Regions from separate parts of the Mus musculus genome. Here region 2 is linked to region 1. A link is a loop called in an ENCODE intact Hi-C map of the cell type or tissue named here. Cell type or tissue: heart. All regions are shown on one strand. Region 1 holds the start of Fsd1l (fibronectin type III and SPRY domain containing 1-like). Region 2 holds the start of Tmem38b (transmembrane protein 38B).

The links. A loop is a pair of places that touch in the nucleus more often than their neighbours do. Peaks named below come from ENCODE experiments on the same cell type or tissue, not always from the same donor. Only the 100,000 strongest peaks of a DNase experiment are listed, where the experiment ranks them.
Region 2: it touches region 1 in a loop (2.0-fold over the local background); 3 of 42 quality-filtered maps call a loop at or near these places.

The regions. Positions count from the first base shown.
Region 1 is chr4:53,628,188-53,636,187 of GRCm38, reverse strand. Fsd1l (fibronectin type III and SPRY domain containing 1-like) reads right to left here and starts at 4,717. Exons shown (of 13, transcript NM_001195284.1): 1 at 4,576-4,717. The coding sequence starts at 4,590. In heart, a CTCF peak has its summit at 4,320 (motif pointing right); DNase peaks (open chromatin) are centred at 4,297, 4,717 and 6,997; H3K4me3 peaks cover 1,641 bases; H3K27ac peaks cover 1,251 bases.
Region 2 is chr4:53,820,136-53,828,135 of GRCm38, reverse strand. Tmem38b (transmembrane protein 38B) reads right to left here and starts at 2,091. Exons shown (of 6, transcript NM_028053.2): 1 at 1,916-2,091. The coding sequence starts at 2,027. In heart, CTCF peaks have their summits at 6 (motif pointing right), 1,697 and 4,366; DNase peaks (open chromatin) are centred at 1,705, 1,915 and 4,215; H3K4me3 peaks cover 1,550 bases; H3K27ac peaks cover 1,445 bases.

The sequences.
Region 1 (8,000 bases):
ATGCTTCTTTCAGCATTATTTATTATCTTAAAACCTGGGACCAACATAAACATCTAACAGAAGGATAGCCATCAAGCGTATTCAAGAATCACATTCATATGAAAGCACTATGCTGACTGGATATGAAGTGTTGTGGAATGATGATAAACTGGGGGAATGCTCATGAAATATTACAGGAAGGCAAATTGTAAAGAAGTACATGTAGTATGCTGCCTACTCTTCATAAAAGGTGACCAGCAAATCAAATGCTGACTGTGGTTATCGTCAAGGTTCAGAATTAAAGGAGATTTTGCTAATGTATTTATCACTAACATTTCCTGCAATAGAACTTGTATTATTTGTATTTGTAATCTAGCAGAGGTACATAGACTGGCTATGCTAAAAATTATATTTAAAAAATAAATAATTATATACCAAATTTAAACTGCTACCAATCAACAAACATCAGTGATTACATCTGAATGAGGCTGGGAAAATCAGCTGAGGTGAGAACACAGTGAAGGCCGCTGGCAAGTCCACCTGCTTCCAAGTATGGTCCGTGTGGAATAGCCACCACTACAGCCAACATCCAGTATGTGCTTGCTGCATGAATAATCCTGTTGACATTCAGCCAAGCATTGCAAAGAGGCATTGTGTTAAAACTTAAAAAAAAAAAAAAAGCCTGCTTCATTACTGATATTTAGAAACTGCCAAGTTCAATTAAAAACACGAAGGTACTAATATGTGAGTATAGAGTGCATGGGCACTCACATGGTGTTCATTTCTGTGGCACTTCATGGTCTACAGCTCTATTGAGAGAGGTAAGATTCCCACCCCTCCCTCCAAGAAGAGAAAGAAAGGAAGGAAGAGGAGACGCTGATGCAGGACAGAGATCTTACCTGACCTGCATGCCAGACTTTCCTCTCACTTGTACTCTATACCACGTATCAACACTTCACTACACTTGACAAGTGTCTAAAACAAACCAACAAACCTGACCACTGTACTGGGGTTTGTCCCTAATAACATTTTATTTGTCTAAAAGATCTATTTTCTTTTTAATTATGTGTATGTGTGTGGGGAGGCGCACATGCATGCAGGTGCTTGTGAGTCATCCGATGTGGGTCGTAGAATCAAACTCTGGCCCTCTTGCAAGAGCAGGAAGGGCTCTTAACTGATGAGCCATCTCCCCAGCTCCTAACTGTTGGGACCTAATATTTTAAATTTTAATAACCTTAATTGTTTTAGTATTTAGAAGCCAAGAATACAGGCCTGGAGAGAGGTAATGAAAAAGTGTGGAATATGGAAAAAACAAAAACAAAAATATCAACCTGGTTTGAATCCAGACTGCCACTTGCTAGCCGAGTGACTGTGTGAACCATGAGAGAATTCTGCTGTGAGAGTGTAGTGTGACATGGTACTGTATGCACAACACCCAACTTCCAGTCTTCTTCACTTCCCTTGAGAAACTTTTTCTTTTTTAAATTGAAAGCAAGTAAGGGACACGGATGGGTCAATTGGATAGCTATGGATACCCAATTGGATATGGAGTACAGCAAGTATCAGGATTTAAGAGGAAACAGGTAAGACAAATGCAGATGTCCCCAGTCGAGCTTTACCCTGTAGTATAAAGGAGACCTTTGAGTCCCTACCCAGCTAGGAAGAACACTCAGAAAAACAATGGGGAAAGCATTTAACAAAGCCAGCTCCTAACAGCATCCTCCCTCTGCCCACCCTCTCACCCCCACTGCTGTAACAAGCACCTTTCCTAGAAACAGAAAGCCCCATGAATACCAGTGATCTGCACGGAAATTTACCTTGCACTACCAACTTCAAAAGAAGTACCCAAGAGGCTCAGCTGTCTTATTTGTTTCAGTGTTTTCTCTGAATGTGCACATTTATTTCATCGGGTAAAGAAACCTTCCAGATTTTATCTTAGAACCACTTAAGGACATATTCAAAAGGTCTGGGGATCAAACAAAGCCACCTATCCATAACACATCCTGCTCACAAAAGTGTCCCAGAAACTCTACATAAACAAAATCCCTCTGTCCATTTCTAGGAGATAATACTGCTTCTGTATCCTACAGTATGCCTTACACACCCACAGCAACTTCGTCTTCCTCCTCTACTGAAATAGAGCATTTGTTGCTAACAAAACACTGAAGTCGTTTCCACAGACAAAAGAGAAAAAAAAAAGGCATCTGGGGAAGCCACCCCATGTGCTGACCAGCCAGCAGCACCCATGTACTGAGCAGCCAGCAGCAAGCTTCTGTAAGACACCCAGTTAATGTCTTTATCATAGATTGCCTGACTCACAACTCTTAATCCTCTTTGTATTGGGACTTAACAACTGTCTCTTGGCACCACCAACTGAAATAATTTCTTAAAGATAAACAAGGAGAGAACACACCTTAAGGAAGTCTAGGAGTGGCTCTGAAAAGAAAAACGTGATTTTGAGGTTGAGCGTCTGCGATTAACAAGAGCTCACAGATAATACTGTTGGGTGGTTTTCCAGAAATGGACACAATCCTCATAACTCTTAAAGAGACTGCAGTGGATATTCTATTTTATAGATGAAGAAATGGAGACTCATGGCAAATCATCTAAGCTATGATGGCCCATAAACAGTATGACCAGAGAGCTGGCTCCTCTTAATAACTCACAACCCAAATCCCTAGGCCTTCCTTGCCACTTACAGCATGTCGCTACTTTCTTTATAGACCTGGGGACCATTTCTGCTACCATTTTTATGTGAACATTCTACAACAGGAAATAGTCTGGAAACCTCATGCTACAGGTGCACTACTGTCTTAGATAATAGACAAGAATACCCAATTAGTTCATTACTATTTGTAGCTAGTAACTAACTGACTCTGCAGCAAACCGTAAGAAAATGAAGCTCAGGTTGACAGCACGAGTGCTAATTACAAACATTAGACCTAGATATCCATCAGAAGCCATAGCACAAGCTCTCCTCGCTAGAAGATTGCTTGATACCTCCACCAAAATTTTAATATTGAAAAGTTGACTTTTCAGAATTATCCAGTACATCAACACCAGTAAAAGAACAGCTAACTCTTCACTACCTCTGGGGAAACTACTTATGGGATCCTGTGGGTGCACAAATACATTGTCTAAAATGAGAAAAACCTGGTTGAAACCATGTTTGTCCTTATAGAACTCACAACGTCAAACACTTGATTCCTCAGTGTCCCCTGATAAGATGATCTACATTGAAGCACTTTTAGCATTTTACCATGCACAGACTATTTTAGTACTAATTATTCATAAACTTGAAAATACTGTTTTCCGAATGGAGTATTTTATCCAGACTTTCTAATAGTATATTCTTTTCTTATTTCTACAGAACAGAAGATGAAAGAGAGGAATGTGCGCTGCATACAGGTAGCAAACACACTGCACCCTGAAACTCATCTTTCCGGATTCTCCAGGCACTTGCTCTTCTTCCTTTTGACCTTTGCTAATGCCCACTTAAATATCACATGATGCCTTTCCTCTAATAAGTCATGCAATGTTTTATCAGCCTAACAGAGAATCCTTTAAATTTATACACACTCAAAATACACATTCTTAGACATACTAGTAATCTCTTTAAAAGATACTATAGTATAGTTGTGGAAATAATAATTGGATATACCCAAATGAATGGGTCTCAAGGCAAGCTCAGAAAGATGAATCCAGGTAAGAATTGCAGTTTTTCTCTAACTCTTTCTGGCACTTTCTATGCAATAATAAAAAAAGAATGGCCTCTTAGAAATGCCCTTGTTTTCCCTGATGTATTATTAATAACACTTGTGTTTTTCTTTCCTATACCGCAATGTATTGCAATTACACTATAACATAACAAAGATAGCAAGGTGGCTTACTTTTTTAATACAGGAATTACTACTGAATATTAAAAATTCAGTTGCAATTGTATTCAGTGCACTATTTGCTTAATTAAAAAAGGCTATTGTGTAACTCTTTCCTTAAACTTGTTCTCAAAGTACTAAACATTCCGAAACAAGACTACTGGCCAGCCTCACCAACTGAAGGACGAGGGTGGGGCAGCGGCCCTGACAACTGCCTTTTTCCTCAATTAGGCAAACACTGAGATCTGCTTATAAATAAACCACTAGCAAGGCAGTGGGCAGATGTACAAAGGAGATTCAGTCCCCGGACCTACAGCGCAGAGACCATGCTGAAGACACGGTGGAAGAAAAGAGACACCAGCTTCCGCGCGGGCGGGGATCCCCCCACGCGAGGCCGAGCCTTGGTCCTCACTCCAACCGAGGAGGGACCCACCCTCGGAGCACGCCGCGGGCAGCGGGAAGAAAGGGGCCTAGCGCCCGCAGAGGGCGGCAGAGACCCGGGTGCGGCTCGCGGTTTCCTCCCCGCAGTGCCTTCCCGGAGCCAAGAGCAGGACAGAGGTCGTCCGGGGTCCCGGGCGCGGCCATCGCTCCCTGCGGGCTCTCAGGTCCCGTCGGGTCGGGTCGGGTCGGGTCGGGTGGGTCCCAGGCCCGGCCTCGTCCTCCGCGCCCAGCCCCGCGCGCCCCGCCCACCCTCTCGGCCCCGCGCTGCGCCCCCGCTTACTTTCTGCGAGTCCATGGCTAGGGACTAAGCCCTCCGGGCCGAACTTGTCACCGGAGCTGAGTGAGAAGCTGGAGGAGCCTTAGAGACCCGCTACCTCTGCCGCCGTCAGCCTTGTCCCGTCCCGCAGAGATCCCGCCCGTCCGCGCCCAACCCGCGCGCGCGCCGCTACCGAGCCGCGGTTGCCAGGGTGAAAGGGCGGCCCGCGGGAGGGTGGGGTGCGAGCGCGCCACGCATGCGCATGCGTGCGCCGACACCCGCACCGGCGGAGAGGATGGAGCGCTGCCTGGCCGCCTGCGTCTTCCTTCTGCAACTGCTTCTTTCTTTGCATCCTTTTTCCTGTGCCATCGCTGCGGGCCTTGCAATGAACCATTGGGCACCCAGCAGCCAGGTCGTGCGGAGAGCCTGGGAGCTAGCTCAGCCCGGGACGCATCCTTCACCTGCAGCGTCTCTCCACTTAGCCTTGGTAGGCCAGGCCCAGTGATCCAGCTGGAATAAACACGCTAGGATGGAGAGGCCGCGGAAACATGTGGAAGGGTCTTCAGGGAGCGTGGTGGAAACCTTAAAGGGCTCTGGGACAAGGGGTAGAAAGAAGTTACAGATACGTGGGTATGGGACCACATGGGCTTTGTTGCCTGGTCAACCTTGCCCTACTAGTATCTTGCTACCTTGTAAGCAAGTCTTTTTCCGTGACCTGTGTCATCAATGAAATAGAATGAATGCAGACCTCGCAGAGGACAGCTTAAATCCTGTGTTTGAACTCCCCAGAGCATGGAGTAAATGAGAGTGGGACAGCACATTAGAATCTGCTCAGGACGGGTGGAGCTGGCAGTGCAGACCAGAAAGCTTGGGGAGAAGACTTGGAAAGGTTCTCCAGAAAGGCAGGCTTCATCTCCATTTAGGTGACTCAAGAAAAATTCTTCTGGGTGTTCACATCCTAATGGAATAAAAGGGAAACGAGTATGAATGAGCCTTACGAACCGGTTCTGCCCTTCTACACAAATCCTCAGTGAAAAGGCCTGCTTCTCAAAGAGCTTACAATCTAAGGTGGGAAATGACAATACAAATCCATGAGGCTGTTAGAAGAAAAGTTTGTAAGAGAAATCAGGGAGGAGGAAGATAGATCAGTGGGCAGACATGAGTACCAGAGTCTGTATACCCAGAACCTGGTACCCACATAAAAGCCAAGTGACCACAGACACACACCAGCACACAGGTGCCCCCACTTGTGTGCCCACACATTGTAATACCCTCGACCAAAGCACACACATGAAAAAATTAACAAAGGAGGAAATTGCATGAGGTAAATGGAAGAAATAAAGTAAACAATTAAATTGCACAGAGTTAATAGACTCCGAAGAGGTGGGGTGCAATTTCCTGACATTACGCAGGAATGACCTGGGTAAGGGTTATATGAAAGGGGTTGAGGAAGAATATCTAGTTAGAAGGACAGTTAAGAATCAAGACCTTGGAGAGGCAGGAGCTGTTTTAGATGAATCATATTTACACTTCAATGTTTTATGTTTCTACTAGAGTCCAACGACACTGTGGTTTCTTAAGATCAAAACTTCTTTTACCACACCTGTATTCTGACCTTAGCAAAGAGCAGGCCACACACTGTGCACCCAATAGACCTTTTTTGTTTGTTTGTTTGCTTTGCTTTGCTTTATTTTTTCTGGAGACAGGGTGTATAGTCCTGGCTGTTCTGGAACTTGCTTTGTAGACCAGTCTGGCTTCAAACTCACAGAGATTCTCCTGCCTCTGCCTCTTGAGTGCTGGGATTAAAGGAGTGCACCACCACCACATGACCCTTTCTTACCTGAACAGAAATGCAAGGTATATGATAAAAGACACAAAAGGAAACATGGTTTAGACAGGGCTAAGGAAACAATGCTCGCAGGCCTGGCTGGGGCTTAGGAGAGGAATGCCCAGCTTCACTCCTGCCAGCTGAAGGGAGGCTGGCATGCAGTCCTTCAGAGGAGCCAGCTCTTGATATCAAGGGAAGGGACTCTACTAGCCAAGCCCCCTCAATTACATGGGGGAGATGTGACAGAAGCCAGGTCCCCAACCACTGACCCAGGGCTGGTGGCTTGGAGGGCTGATCTCAGTGCTGAAGTGGAGTCATTTTCTATGGCTGAGAAATGCAACCTGCAGAGGAGAGGACATCAGAGGTCAAACTGCCACCCTTGACTGACACTGTGGACCCATCACGAAAGGACGGAAAGAGCATTTGGTCTCATCTCCAAAGTTTCACCCCACTTCCACCAGAGGCAAGCTCCTGGGCAAGGTTTGAGTAACAAACACCACCACGAGGTCAAGAAAGTGGGTTTGGGAGACACAGTCGCCCTGCAATGTGATCACCAGACTGTCACAGAGCCACACCCTGGGAGCTCATTTCTGGCTCCTTGCCCCAGTCTCTGTAGCTCTTTCCTTTCAGGCCAGCCAAGCAGCCTGTGGATTTTGACAACAGCTGTACCCCATTTGACTTCTGCTCCCAGCAGATCTCTGACTCTGGTTTGACGTCTGGCTTCCTAGGACAGCTCACCCATGACCATTTGCTAACCTCGTTCTCAGCACCCAGTTCCTTTGGGCTATGATTTGTGTCCCCTCTAGCCTTCAAAGTTCTCTCACTACACTCCCTCACCAAGCCAGGCAGTTAGGCTGCAAACCCACCCACTGAGCCTTTGGACTACAGGCAAGCCCTTGCCTTTCATGTACTTATCTTAGCATACCAAATGAGTTTAGGAAATGTTTTTAAAGTAACGTTATTTTAAAGCAGTTGTTCTTAAATCTTGACCTCAGGACCGACTGCATCAGCATCATCTGATAACTTCTTAGAAATGCAAGTCCTCAGCCTTTTCCTCAGAATCAACAAAACAGAAACTCCAGGGTCGGCTTCAGTAACCCTCCAGATGGTACTAGCATAGCTAACCCTTGGGAACCATTGAGAGGAAGAAAACTGCTCTTTAAGGGGGGTGGGGGAGGGGCAAGGGAATCTGGAAAGATGGCTCAGCAGTTATGAGCATTGGCTGCTCTTCCAGAGGACCTCGGCTCAGTTCCCAGCATCCACATGGCAGCTCAGGACTGTAACTCCCATTTCTAGGCAATCCATTGCCCCTCCCTGACCCCTAAAGACACCAGGCAATCATGTACTCAAACATACAAGCGGGCAAAACACTTGCACATATAAAATAAAAATTAAAAAGTCCTAAGAGAAGAAAACAAAGGGTCTAGAGAGATAGCTTTGTTGGTAGAATGCCTGTCACCCAAGCATGAGGACATAAGCTTGATACCTAGCACTGTCCAGTGTGGTGGCATGCCTGCAATCCCAATGCCAAGGAGGTAGAGAGAAAAGGATACCAGGCACTCCCAGGCCAGCCAGCCCAACCTACTCAGCATGCTGCAGAGTTAGTGATCATGCCTCACGT
Region 2 (8,000 bases), 190 kb before region 1:
CTGTCTTCAGACACACCAGAAGAGGGCGCCAGACATCATTACAGATGGTTGTGAGCCACCATGTGGGTGCTGGGATTTGAACTGAGGACCTCCAGAAGAGCAGTCTGCGCTCTTAACCGCTGAGCCATCTCTCCAGCCCTAACCATAAACTTTTTAAAACTTCTGCACTAAAAGCTAAAATTTAACGAGTGTGGGGGGGGGGGGGGAGGGAAGCTTCAGCACTTACAATGAAAGGTCCATGATGCATAAAGAGAATCAATAAAATGAGACAACAATCTACATCCTGATAAACAGGCAAAAGAGACTTGGCATTCACAGGAATTAAATACAAATGACCCATAAACCAAGGAAGCATGTACATTAATAACCATGAAAAATGCAAATGAAAATGGTTCTCTATGAAAATGGCAAGATGGTGAGGACTGAAAATAATTACTACTCTTAAAGTTACTAGGTCCTCTAACACACTCCCTGGATGCTGGCGCAGGCATTCTCCTCTGAATACTATCATTTCCTAGTACTGGGAGAAAAACATGTTTCCCTCCTTGGTAATTAGCATTCAATTATCCAAGTGATTCTCAAATTTTAGACCCATACTGACCCCTAAAATTTAAAGAGGGCATGAATGGGATGCCAGAATTTAGGGGAAGAGACTACAGAGGGATAAAGTGCTTTGGAATATAAAATACTTTATATTTTTATCATATAACTTTGTGATAAAAAAATAGCGAATATATTTATGTAGATCATACCTTTAAAAATATTTTTAAAATTTCTTGGCCTGGGGCTCTACTCAGTGGGTGGGTACTTCAGTAGCTTCTATCTCCAGTAACAAGGAAGGACCTAGAGTTGGTGTTTATATTTAGCATTTGGAAACGTTAACAGTTTTTAAAGCAGTTACATATGGATTTTAAAATAATGCATTAAATGTAAATAATGTGTTCTTTACTAAAATAACTATTCTCAAAATCAAAAAAGTATTTCGTGAGAAAAGGCACATTGCTATCTAATTAGGCAAATCTCCTTAATGTCTAGCCTCAAACAGAAATGCTTGGACTCATCAGCTGTTTCATTATCTCTTACAACACTGTTAAGTCACACGGCCATTGGGAAACTTCGCTGTACACTCATAAAGGCAAGAACGGATAAATAACCTCTGAAGATACATTATGAAAATAATGAACTTTACAGTGTGTGACAGGGAAGAACCTGGGAAGTGAGCCACACTTTGAAAACGTCTGATTTAGTCAATACAAGATACTATCGGATTCTAGATATGGAGCAGTAACGAAACTGTAGTTCTCTTTAATCAGAGAAACAGTCTCCCACGAGGATGACCTGTTCCTCCACGAGTTAGACACAGAAAACTCTCAAAAACGTATGAGGCAAGGATTTAAAGAATTAGTGGTCCAGAAAAGGTAAGACAACCCTTAAACTTTCACCCTTCACCTCCCGGACAAGGAAGGCAGAGAAATGCCTGAACTCAAAGACAGACTCAGAAAAATAATGGGAAAATGGGGAACTTTAAAAGGAAACCCACTACATTCAATGTCAAAGACAGGAGTACAAACACTGCTTTTTGGTCACATGGTTCATGGAACTCAACGTTGTGAAAATCCCATCCCATCCCACATGTTTCACAGAGGGCTGAACTACATGCCAAGCGACTGTTACCCGGACCGTGCCTCCAGTGGCTGACTGAGAAACCGCAAAGCCACCCCCTCTCCTGGTTCAACACGCTAGCAAGGTGCTAGGTCCCACCTGAGACGTCCCGCTCAGGGGTCTACATGACCTTCCTCAGCCTACGTCTGAGTCCCGTGCTCGGTACTGAGGGGTGGGCCGCAGGGCATCCCGGCGTCCCTGCCTCCCGCAGTGAGGACGCGGAACCGGGAGCGCGTCGGGCCCCTTCACTCACCTGGCCGCTGCTTCAGCGCCATCACCGACACCAGGTAGTGGGCGATATCAAAAAAGGGAAACATGGACGTGCGGGAAAAGGCCAGAGTCAGATCATCCCACGGGTACTCCATGACGACTACCGACGCCGCCGGCCCCAGCAGCCGCGGCAGCCGGTTCCCCTCCGGCGGAGGGGGTGGGGGAGGGGACGGCCGCGCCAGCTTCAGCCCTGCGCGTGCGCCCTGGAGCCTAGGGGGGCGGGGTCCGGAACGGGGGCGGGGCCGGAGCCGGAACGAGGGGCGGGGCCCTGGCCCTGGTTCTCCTAAAAAAGGTATGACATTTTCTCAGTGTTGCAGTCAGTGCCAGCTGACCCAAGGGGCAACGGGCAACGCTCAAAGTCAGATTCTATGTAAACGGATGCCATTCCTCTTTTTCTGAACAGCCACGATGTAACTCATTTATTACTTAGTGAAGATATGAAAGATAATAAAACGGTAATGTTTTATCCATATCCCCATGAAACTTGAATTTTCCCAGAGGGAAAAAAAAATTTTAAGGACTCACGGAATTTCACAAAGCATAAAAAGTATGGATGCCACGCCAAAGCAGATGGTTAGAGAAGACCATTGCAGGGAAATGCACACGGTATTAAAAGCAAGTCTGTAAATATTAGAAGTTATTTTGGCTAGACTACAACCTGAAAAATGAAGTTGTAAAAGAAATAAAAGTCTTTCGCAGTGAAACCAGGTGGTTTAAGCTCTTGATCAGTCGCTACATTGTCCTCAGTCTTGTTTATCAAAAGCATGTGCTGAATTGGTAGTTGGGGTGAAGAAGATGGGCAGGTCTCTGAAGTTGCAATCCAGCACCAAAGATTCATGAGAAGAGACTAGGGAAATCAGAAATGCATTCACTAATCCAAGACAAAAGGTAGTAGTAGTAGATGCAGGTCTTAAGGACAAAGCCACAGATAGAGAAAGACTGCCAAGCAGACTAAAGTGGATACAAACACCACCTGTAATGACAGCAAAAGGAGCCAGGTTTTGAAAAACAAGAAAAGGAGCTATCTGCTGAAATTGGTTGCAAAAAGAACTAAAAGTAAAGGGAAAAAGTGAGACTGGATTTTAAGAAAAAAAAGGTAAATTTGGCACATTTTTATTTGACATGTCAACAGATCATGTTGTTACTTGGCATGGGTACACACAAGCTATTGAGGGAGCAGGTAGGTGACTGTTATATTGCTGCAAAGGGCAATCGCCTTTTCCTCCTGAGGTTAGCCTCGGTATTAACTCACTTAGCAAATGTTATTTACACCCGTGCTTTGTACCGAGCATTTTACTGGCTGCCAGAGGCACCACTGTCCTAAACACCAGGTTTCAAATGTAAGAAAGTGGTAGCAACATTCTTCATTTCATAACTTGTCAAGAAACAATAGCCTTGATTAAATACTTTTTGATCTGCTTTTCTAAGCAAACACTTTTTACAGGGAAACATTTCTTTTTAGCTTCTGGCACACTTTGTTTATTATAAATATAATAAAATAAACAGTCAAGGCTTTATTAGCTCTGCTCAGAGATATTGCAGGCTCCCTGACATTTGACTCACCACATGAGTGCAAAACGAAGTGTGCTCACATCTGCCTACTGCCTAAAGACAATATTTATAAGATCTAAAAGAAATGAACTAGGAAGATCACACACACAGAAAAGCTCTATCCATATTTTGTATGTGCTTATCATATTTGCTTCTGGCCACTACATAAACTACCTGGTCTAATGGAATGCTGTGTAGTTGAGGAAAACCGGAGTGAACCGAGGGAAGACTTAGAAGAGGAAAGAAGAAAGGAGGGATTTGGGACAGTTCATCTTGGACTATTCAGCCTTTTCCTGATGTCTGAAAGTGATTTACAAAAGTTGCTGATAAAATAAATCTAAGGTATACACCTTAGAAAACAAAACTGGGCTAATCAGATTATCAGCTAAGGAGCTGTGACCCAAGCTCTTTAATGCATTTTGTTGTTGTTGTTGTTTGTTGTTGTTTAGAAGCACGTGAAACTAGTATTTTTCTAAACCAAGTTCCTCAACAGTAGAACCATTGGCATTTGAACTGAACAAATCTTTTTGGACTACCCTAGGTATTGTAGGATATTCAATAGTATCCCTTGTGCATGCACACATGCACACACACACACACACACACACACACACCAGTTGTAATGATCAAAAATATCTCGTTATTTCGAAATGTTCCCAGGGTGGGGAGGATTACAAAATCCTGCACAGTCCAGAGCTATGCTGGTAAATGAATCAAGGGCAGTGGCTCTATTAATACAAACATTGGGGCCACGCCAGACGGTTAGTTCTTATAACACATGTCAGTTTCTGCTTGTTCACGTCTCTCCCTGACTCCATGTCTGAGATACTCAGCTTCACAAAAGGCATTTCCTTTCTTTCCTGCAATACTGCTTCCTAGCCACGGAGTGGCATGTCTTTAACTTTGACAGATCTATTATAATAATTTTTTTAAGAACCATGAAGAAAGAGTTCAAGAACAAAAAAAAAAAAAAGGTTTCATTTTAACGGGAACAATCTTATTTTTAAACTTTAGTATTCTGGATAGGCATTTTTTATCTGAAGTTATTTTCTTAAATTAATTACACTTAGTTATCACACGATAACTAAGTGTATGTGGAGGTTACGTGTATGTGATTCAATATACTTCTGCAGGTCAGAGAATAACTCAATGGAGGTCAGTTCTCTCCTTCCACCAAGTGGGTCTCCCAGGTATCAAACTCTGATTCTCAGGCTTGGTTACAGATGACTTTATCCACTTGAGCCATCGGACAACCTCACCTAATATAATATTAATAGCCTATTTATAGCCACTTAATAGCTTGTCGACATCAAATTATATTACACACAAAACACATGGGCTTCAATTTAACCCCTATTTGAGGAGGGGGAGGGAGGAGACAGACAGAGTGTTTCTGTGTAGCCCTGGCTATCCTGGAACTCTGCAGACCAGGCTGACTTCTAACTCAGAGCCACCTGCCTCTGTCTCCGATGAGCTAGGATTAAAGGTATGCCTGGCTTGAATTTAACCTGTTTTCATGTTCAGAATTAGAAAGGAGGGTTAACTAGGGAATGCTGGTCACACTCAGAATACTGACCATACCCAATCAGCACAGTGAGACTCTGCCTCACGAGGTTTCAGTGATTAAGTCAGTCTGAGAATCCACTCAACTCTACTTGCTGTGTATTTGGTAATAATAACACCTTTGGTGTTATGTCTGGGAACATATGACCTTAGCCCTTATTTCTTACATTTGAAATGAAAATCTTTTTCTCTAAGTATCAGCATCATTTATACTTCCAGTAAATATAAAACTATTAGACTGGAAAGATTCTCCAAGTATAAACGTACCTAAATAAAAACCTGATGTCCCCAAAGGAAGTATCTACTGGTCAGCAAAGGTAAACTGCCAGTCACCAGTATGGTAGCTGCCAGCTCTCTATGGCACATCTGTAGCAATATGTCTCTCTGGTCAAGAGTGATAGGGAAGTGGACCTAAAAGATTTGGGGGCCCCGAAGACATCTCAGTGAAAGTCCTTGCTACACAAACCTGATCGCCTGGGTTTAATCCTCAGAACCCACAGTGACAGAAAGAATAGCTCACACAGAAGTTGTCCCCGGGGGGCTGGAGAGATGGCTCAGTGGTTAAGAGGTTAAAGGTCCTGAGTTCAAATTCCAACAACCACATGATGGCTCACAACCATCCATAATGAGATCTGACGCCCACTTCTTGTGTTATGTCTGAAGACAGCTATAGTGTACTTACATATAATAATAAATAAATCTTTAAAAAAAAAAAAGTTGTCCTCTAACCATCTTCTGGTTGCCTTGGCAAGCATGTGACTATGTGTGCATGGCCCCCACTGACAATGGTGATGGTGGTGGTAATGATGTGGTGGTGGTTTGAATAGGCTTATAGGGTGTGGCATTATTAGGAGGTGTGCCCTTGTTCTGAGAAGTGTGTCACTGGGGGTGGCCTTTGAGGTTTCATATGCTCAAGGCAGACTCCATGTTGCTTTCTCTACCTGCTGCCTGGGGATCCAGATGTAGAACTCTCAACCACCTCTCAAGCACCTTGTCTGCCTGCATGCTGCCATGCTGCCCGCCATGAGGATAATGGACTAAGCCTCTGAAACTGTCAGCCAGTCACAATTACATGTTCTTCATTATAATTGTTGCCATAGTCATGGTGTTTGTTCACAGCAGTAGAACTTTGACTAAGACTAATAATAACAACAGTGATAATAATAGTAGTAGTAATAATAATAATAAATCATGATATGATACAAAAAATAAAATAATAAGTCATTCTGAGAAACTTAAGCAAAGTGAGGAAGTTACTGGATCCTGTAGAGGAATTTTAATCTAGCAACATGGCTGCTCTGGCAAGGAATCGCATCCAAAGACCTAGGTCATTATATTCTAGCTAGATTGGCACACCTTTAATCCCTCTGGCTAGAAAACAAACATGCCCTTAGTACATACCTTTAATTCTAAACAATGAAAGAAGGGTTTGTTTATAGAAGGAAAAGGCTATGTTTGAAAGTGACAAATCAGAGAAAGATTGCTCAGCTCTCATGAGAACAGTGCAGGAAAGAGAGGACTTAAGAGAACAGTTGGGGAGGAGGGGCAGTTTTAAAGACACAGGTTCCAGAGAGAAAAAACTTGACGCAGGTGAAGACATAAAGAGCTAGAGAATGAGCAGGAGCCAGAGAGTTAGAACAGATTGCCAACGTTCCTTTGAGGCTGAGCAGAGCAATTCAGTGAGAAGCCAGTTTGAATCGGTCACCTTGAAGAGGAGTTTTGAGCCAGAACAACTGAGTTGGAACAGCCAGGCAGAAGTCAGAAAGAGCAGAAAGGGCGAGTTTATTCAGCCGTAAGCCTCTGAGATGACAATTACATATGGCAAATAAAAGTCACTTTTATAGAGTCCTATGAAAGTGAAGGCGAGTTGAACATCAGACCCAAGAAGAAGAAGAAACAGAGGACATTTCTGGGCCCTACAACAACAGAGCATTCTCTCAGCTACTGACCGCACTCAGTACCAACATCCCTCACCCTGCACTCCTCTCCCCCCATTCAACATTGCTAGGAGACATAGCCTGCCTGGCATGGAGAATATATCCTATATCTTCTTCTAGCTAATAGCTCTTGGCAGGAGGCTGAATCACCTGGTTCAGATGTGAGACAGCTGTACATCTGAAACAATCTCTTGAAGAAAGAGATTCTCATTCTCTCTCTCTCTTTCTCTCTCTCTCTCTCTCTCTAATACAGCATCTCACTTATCAGAAAAACTCACTTTGTAGCTGAGGATAGCCTTGAACTTCTAATCATGATGCTTGGTTTTCCGTGGCCTTGGGGCTCAAGCCCAACTTCAGTGTATGTTAGCATACCTGAGAGCAAACACAGTCAATTTCAACTCCATCATAAATTAGCCTTTTCTTCAAATCATTTACTTTAGACTAGTGCTAGAGAAAAGACGAAAAGGCCATCAGTAGCCAACTGGAAATGTTTATCCTGATGCCATCAGTTCCTCTTACGTACCCTGTAATCACTGTTCTTTCTCCTGTTAGACAAAGCTCAAACACTACTAGGGGTTTTCTTTCCTGAGTGATACTGTGGCAGTCATCCTATCGTTTAACAGTATCCAAACAGAAACCATCACTTTCTCCTCATTTCAGATACTAAAGAATGCTGGTGGTGATGGCATATACTTTTTTTTTTCCTTAACTTTTTACTTATTCTCTGCTCACTGCCTACCTCCTGGTCATCCCTTCCCACAATCCTTCCTCTTTCCCCCATCCCTTTCTCCTCTGAGTGGATGGGACCCCCATGGTTATCCCACCCTCCCACCCTACTCCTCCACACACACCCCGGCCCCTAGCACTTCAAGTCTCTGCAAGGCTAGGCACTTCCTCTCCCACTGGGACCAGACAAGGCAGCCCAGCTAGAAGAACATATCCCACCTACAGGCAACAGATTTGGGGATAGCCCCTCTCCAGTTGTTCGGAACCCATGTAAAGACCAACCTGCACATC